Regions from separate parts of the Homo sapiens genome. Here region 2 is linked to region 1. The links are chromatin contacts, found by Hi-C in ENCODE. All regions are on one chromosome and are shown on one strand. The core of a region is the stretch at or near the end of the contact, and the rest is flanking DNA. Distances in the headings are between cores, read along the strand shown. Region 1 holds the start of TMEM38B (transmembrane protein 38B). Region 2 holds the start of ZNF462 (zinc finger protein 462).

Region 1 (3,443 bases), core at 237-2,736:
TAAAAAGTATGGAAAGAACAGACTTAAACAGGAAAGTATAAATATTCACAGGTGGTTTTTTTCCCCTTAGTTTTGCTAGAAAGTGTGCTACAGGTCTAAAGACTTTTCTCTACGGGAAGTGCTTGCTTAGAAAACCACACGTGAAAAGTATTTGAACAAGTCTATTCTTTCTTGATAAGTAATGAAGTGTAGAGATTTACTACAATTTTCCTACGTTTTAAACACTTAGTGTTTAGGGCAGTATTTCTGACATCCAGCAAAATGCTGGTTACATAGTAGGCACGCAAAAAACATTTTGTTAAATGAATTAAAATTAATGAATACATATTCAGATAAAAAAAATTCTCCTTTTGCAGTGCATACACCCGTGAAGCTGTCACCTACCTAGCAGCTAATCACGTTTCTCCAATTTCCTGGTGCCAGCATAATCTGTTCACACATCAAATAAGTGTGCCAAGCTAGTTTTTTTTCTTACCCAAACCTATTCCTTCTTGTTTCCTATTTATCAGAATGCAACCACAATCCTCCTACTCACCCGTTCCTCATTTTATTTGACAAATGCTTCCTTTCCCGCCTGTACAGACTGACACTCACTGACGATATTCTGCTTCTACCCATGTTTCCCACAATTGGTCTCAATTTCTGCTGCCACAGCCTCCACTACCTTTTGCTTGGACCAGTGAATACCCTCTGATTTTCCGTTGTCAGTCGCTTCTCATCAATCTATTCTTAATCTTGTTGCTTCGTTGCACCTCTACTCCCTCACCTTCCACCAAACAACCCAGTTAGCGTAGAGATTAGGAGAAGAGATTCTGGCTCTGAGCTTAACATAGTGATTGATCAAGAATTTAACCTCTGGAGCCAAACTGCCTGGCTTTGTCTGCCATTCGAGGACTTTTCCCAACCTCATTTCTCACTTTGTAGTCAACCCAAAACACCTCCCTCCATCTCCCACCTAGCTTGTGTTTCTCACTTAACTTTTAAAGTCCAGCTCACATGTCACTTTACTCACTTCCCAGAATTGTAATCTTCGTTTCGAACTGCTCTCGCACGGCAGCTATACTTCTCAGTACCTGCTTTTGTACCATTATGTGCGTTTTTTCTCTTTTTATAAAAAATCTCTTTCAGGGAACGCATAGTTCTTGAGGTCAGGATATTATTGTTTTATTTTTATATCTCCAGTAAGTCACAGTGTGACTTGCACTGTGGTTGCTCGATAAATGTTAGGTGAATGACATCAATTTACAGAAATAAATCCAACTCTGAGCGTCTCCCCTTGAGGACCGTGTTTTGTTCATCTGCACGCTCTCCAGGTCCTGCACTGCGCCCAGGACCAAGAAGACGCTGGACCCTTACTAGGAGAACCGAGGCAAGAGCCGGCTGGAGCCGCGGGGAACCCGCTCGCCCCGCCCACCCGCCTAGCGCCGGTGAGCCTGCGGCTCCCGCGAAGCGCGGCCCCGCCCCCTCGGCGCCAGGGCGCACGCGCGGAGCTGGAGCCGGCGCGGAGGAGCGGGCGGCCGCGGCTGTGCCCTCTCCTACTCCTCACCGCGCGAGCGCGGGGAACCAGTAGCCGCGGCTGCTTCGGTTGCCGCGGTCGGTGGTCGTTATGGATTCTCCATGGGACGAGTTGGCTCTGGCCTTCTCCCGCACGTCCATGTTTCCCTTTTTTGACATCGCGCACTATCTAGTGTCAGTGATGGCGGTGAAACGTCAGCCGGGTGAGTGCGGGGCGCCGCGGGCCGGACCCCTCAGAGTGCTCCTGACGGCGAGGACCGTCTAAGTCGGGTGGGTCGGGTGGGTCGGGTGGGCGGCTGAGTGGCCGCTAGCCCAGACAGTTCGATGGTAGAGTTGGAGGGGCGCCAAGGGCCGGTTGGTCTGACTTACTGAGTGCAGATGGGGAAACAGCGTGGGGGAGGACGGAGGCTCTAGTACTCCTCAAAGGAGGCGTGACCTGGGGTCCGCGAGGCCGTAGCCTGGGCGAGCAGGGCCGACCTTGCCAACCGCCCGCAGAAGTCCCAGGACTGACAGAAGCTGCCGCAGCGTTTCGGAACCACAGATATCCGCGCCAGCCCAGGGCTTGGGCGGCCTCCTCGCGGTACCGCCACTCGCTCGCAGTGTCGCCACTCGCTCGCAGTGTCGCCACTCGCTCGCAGTGTTTGAAAGTCATGTGAGGAGACAGCAGGTTTCTGACTCAGTCTCTTGGAGTAATAGATGGTTGCGGACTACTCTCCAGTTATGAAAGTTGTACAAGCACTGAAACAAAAAGCCTCCTGTAGCCAGACCAGGATTCCCCTTCACGCAGTGTCCTAACACCCTGCCTAGCATGTGAGAAGCGAGTGCGTTCCCCTTTTCACAGTCACGACGGACACTGTACAAGCAAGAGTTACCTGGCGTAGTTTCACTATCTGCAGAATGGGGATATAGTCTTGAAACAGCATTTTGAGTTCTTTTAGCAATGCGATCAAGGGACAGTAGTTGTATTTTATTGGATTTTACACCAGGGTGCGTTTGCTCTAATACTGCTTTACTTTTGTAGTTATTCTACTGTGCTTTTAGTTGTATGGACCTCTTCTTTCTTTGAGGTCAGACATTTCTTTGCCTACTTTCTTTGTGTTCTTGCTGTCTTTCATCTGCCTTGCCCTACGGATAGTTGATGAGTGAGGTCTGGAGGATGATGCTGTATCTTTCTTATGGACTACTTACTGGTTTTAAAAAATCCTTAGACCTCAGAAATATTTTTCATTTATGTTGAAGTTTGTAGCTCAGTTTAAATCGTTGGTACAAATTTTGACCTGGATGAGGATGGTATTACTGCATTAAAGTAGAACACATTATCTGCATAAGATATTATTTCTTTGATTTGAAAAAAGTAAGTTTTGTTGCTACTACATGTTCAGAATTTGATTAAAAAAATTTTTTTTTGTATAGGCTGAATCAGATGTTCACATTGTGGTCCAGGGACCCATGGGATTCTCTGACACTGCCAGTTTAAAATTACTTTCGTAATAATATGCAGATGTTATCTTTTTCACTCTCATTTTTTCAGAAGTGTACAGTGGAGTTTTCCAGAGGCTACCTGAGTTGTGATACTGTAACAGAAGGAAGTAGATATGAGAATCTAACAGTTTTCTATTTGAAGCCAGACATTTGTTAGAATGTACACAGTGTGATTCTTCTCACTAAATGTTTTTTGTTTTGGAAAAGTTATTTTTCATAAAGAATACATTATCATTATTATTATTATTATTTTTGAGACGGAGTCTCTCTGTCGCCCAGGCTGAAGTGCAGTGGCGCGATCTCGGCTCAGTGCTGCAACCTGTGCCTCCTGGGTTTAAGCGATTCTCCTGCCTCAGCCTCCGGAGTAGCTGGGAGGCGCCTGCCACCAAGTTCGGCTAATTTTTGTATTTTTAGTAGTGGAGACGGGGTTTCGCCATGTTGGCCAG
Region 2 (3,331 bases), core at 73-2,572, 1.2 Mb after region 1:
GCTCGCGTGTCTTCAACACCATGACACCTTATCATTAAGAGCGCTGATTGTTACTTTCCGAGCCTTTAGATGATCAGCCAGAAAGTGCAAACAACGCGGGGCTGGAGGGTGTAAAGTTATTTAAGCAGGCGTTCTTTTTTTCTTTTGGTGCGCAGTCAAAACATTTCACAAGTTAGGAAAAGAAAGTGGTGGTTCCGAAGCTCGGAATGATGGGCTCTTTTCCTCCTCCACCCCCCCACCTTCCATATCAGGAAAGAAATAAAACGCACAATGAGCCTTTATTTCAGGAGAGAAGACTTCAAAATACGTGCCAGTAATGGACAATTTGAGCTTTTCACTGGAAATACTCACACCGCAAGCTGGAAAGGGATTAAAAAGCCCCACGTGGTTGATCTGGGTTTATACTTGCAACCTCCAGTTCCCCACGTATGTTCTTTGCAAAGGTTGGCCTCTAGATGGATGCAAGTAAGGGACCCTCTGGGGCTCGGGCTCGGCGCCTCGGGCAGGGCTGACGTTGGGAGCGCTATGAGCTGCCGGGCAGGGTCCTCACCGGGGGCTTCCTCTGCGGGCCAGGGCTGCCGGGCGCCACCGGGACGCGAGCGCGCACGCCTCGGCCCGGCGGCCGCGCTCCTCGCACCGCCTTCTCCGCAGGTCTTTATTCATCATCTCATCTCCCTCTTCCCCTTCTCCTTCTCCTTTGCCTCCTTCTCCTTTGCCTCCTTCTCCTCCTCTTCCTCCCCCTCCTCCACCACCACCTCCTCCTCCTCTGCCGCCGCCACCTCCTCCTCTTGCATCTCACTGGCCTGGCTCTGAGTGACAAAGACAATGTCCCAGCCTTAACTTTGCAACCACCTTGCCTCCTTCTGGGGTTCAGCAGGGGGGAGGGGGAACAGCAGCAGCAGCCTCAGCATCTCCTCCAGCTTCTCCTTCTGCTCTTCTCGAGCTCTTGGATAATTCTTCCTCTTTTTTCCCCTAGCCTTTTTCCTCATTTCTTTCTTTCTTTCTTTTTTTCCTTCCTCTCTGCTGCACGTTGTTGTTGTTATTAGAAAGGCTTCGCGCACCCCCTGGTGCTCCGGCGTTTTGTGTGGCAGGAGAAGATTGTCTTCCTTCTCTCTTTCTGTCTTGCTTTCTCTCTCCCCCTGGTTGCTCATTATTCAGAGAGAGACACAGAGGGAGGGAGAGAGAGAGAGCGCGCGAGGGAGAGGGAGGAGAGGAGAGAGAAGAGGAGAGAGAGGGGAGAGAGAGAGTGAGAGGGAGAGGGAGGGAGGGAGAGAGAGAGAGAGGGAGAGAGACGGATATCTCAGGTCATCTGCAGCTGCAGCGAGTCTGAGGAGCCGAGGAAGGCAGGGAAGATGGCGATCCTCCATTGCTGAGACCCGGCAGAAGCACATGAGACTCCCAAACAACTTCCACAACAATAACCCGAGCAGGAAGAGGAGAAAGAGAAAGAGGATAAGGAGGCGGTGGGGCTGGAGAACCCGAAGCACCTCCCGGCGCCGGGACGCTTCTTCTGTAAGTTACTGCAATTAACAACCACCTCGGGGTGGTCCGAGTGCTCCGGGGAAGAGAGCGCGGGGTGGTGGAGGCACAAACGCGCTCATTCATTCGGCCAAGGAGGGTTGGAGGAGCGGGGAGGAGAGGAAGTCCCCTGCATGGACTGGCTGTTGGAAGAGGAGAAGAAGCGAGAGAGAAGAGGAGGAGGGGGAGGAGGGAGAGCAGGAGGGGGAGGAGGAAGAGGAGGAGGAGAAGCGAGGGAGGAAGAGGAGGAGGAGGAAGAGGAGGAGAAGGTGGTAGTGGTGGCAGTGGAGGTGGCTGTGCTTTTCCTGCTGGCTGCTGCTCCTGCTGGGGGGAGTGAGCGCGGTGGCTTAATTAATTTCGTGTAGTTCTATGAAGAGAAGAGAAAATGAAAGATGAGTGAGAAGAGAGCTGGAGGCTTAGGACGGATGCTCCGAGTGTGGGGACAGGAGTAGGGACAGAGGGGGGCGGAGGGCGGGAGGCCGGAGACCTGAGCCGAGAGCCAGAGGGAGCGAGCGAGGGTCAGAGGAGGGAGAGCTCCGTGCGAGCGGCCCCGACCTGAGCGGGTTGACCTCTTTCTTTCTCTGTCCCTCTCCTTCCTTTCCCCCTTCTGTCTGCCTGTCCCCCGCCCGATGGCAAAGCCGTGCGGATTGGCAGCCCCCCTCTTCCTCAGGTATTTGGCTCTCTCTCTCTCTCTCTCTCTCTCTCTCTCTCTCTCTCTCTCTCTCTCTCTCTCTCTCTCTCTCTCTCTCCCTCTCCCCGAAGTTGGGATGCGGGGTCGGGATGTGTCGGGGGGTGGCTGCTGCAGCTGCTGGTGCCGGTGCTGCTGGTGAACAGAGAGGCGAGGAGCGGGGGGCACCGGCCGGGTGGGGGGCGCAGGTTCAGGAGCGGCTGAGGAGCTGTCTCCAGGCTGGAGGTTCAGAAGCGTCTGGTGGAGGAGGACAACGGTTTCTGGAGAGGAGAAGCCATTACACACGCTTGGCTCTCCTCTGAGGAAGGGAGAAAGGAAGGCAGGGGCCTGGGGGGGCGTCTCACTCCTGGTGCAGTTCCCAGGGGTCTGCCCTCCTTCCAGGCACGAGGGGAAGCCGCAGCCGCCCCCCATTGGAGCAGCCCCTCTTTCCCTTTCTTTATCTCCCTGTCCTCCATTTGCAAGCTGTCTGCTTTGGTTCCAGTCCAGACTCCAAAACACAAAGCTCCTTCTCACGTTCATTCTCCAGGCTGTTCACCATTCCTGAAGGAACCCTCGTTTTCTTTTCATTGTGGCTTCTAACCTACAGAGAGGGAGGGAGGGAGGCTGCCTGGAGTTCCTTTTATATTCCTCCCCAACCAAGAAAAAAAAAAGTTTCATTTTTAAGCACGCGTCTGGGATGGGGAAAGACCAACCAGTTGGGGCTTTCTCCCAGGGCTCCCGGGGGCTGTGTCTGAGTGTCTGTGTTGGCTGTTTGGTTTGCTTTGGTTTTGTTTCTGGAGGTTGCTTGCAGGTTTTTGGAGGAAGTGACTAGTTTGGTTAAGAGCTGGGAACTGAGTCAGGTAAGCCGTGTCATGTTGTAACTCCACCAGAAAATGGAGGAGAGCGGGTTTCCAGGAGACAAAGCTGAGATGAGAAGTGTTTATAAAATTATGGATGTCTCCATTTTGAAGCTCTGTTGGTGATGGCTGGAGGAGGAGGAGGCTTGCTTGCCTACTCCTTCTCTCTTTCCAGAGGGAAACCTTGTGGTGGTTCCTCACTGTCTATTCATTATGCAAGGAAATGAGGGCTTTTAAGGGTTCCTCAGATTTTTCTCCACCAAAGAGTGCTTTCACAAGTTATTGAGGC

The links. Hi-C counts contacts between places; a loop is a spot of excess contacts on that map. Pooled maps may share reads with other maps.
Region 2: a loop to region 1 is called in a map of gastrocnemius medialis, with 2.9 times the contacts of the local background. The contact joins the promoter of ZNF462 here to the promoter of TMEM38B in region 1. A Hi-C loop is called at or near these places in 1 of 168 maps with a recorded cell type or tissue (gastrocnemius medialis) and 10 of 50 pooled maps.

What each region holds. Positions count from the first base shown.
Region 1 is chr9:105,693,055-105,696,497 of GRCh38, forward strand. It overlaps TMEM38B (transmembrane protein 38B), which reads left to right and starts at 1,487. Exons shown (of 6, transcript NM_018112.3): 1 at 1,487-1,718. The coding sequence starts at 1,607. RefSeq lists a silencer at 1,321-1,590.
Region 2 is chr9:106,861,844-106,865,174 of GRCh38, forward strand. ZNF462 (zinc finger protein 462) reads left to right here and starts at 1,323. Exons shown (of 13, transcript NM_021224.6): 1 at 1,323-1,512.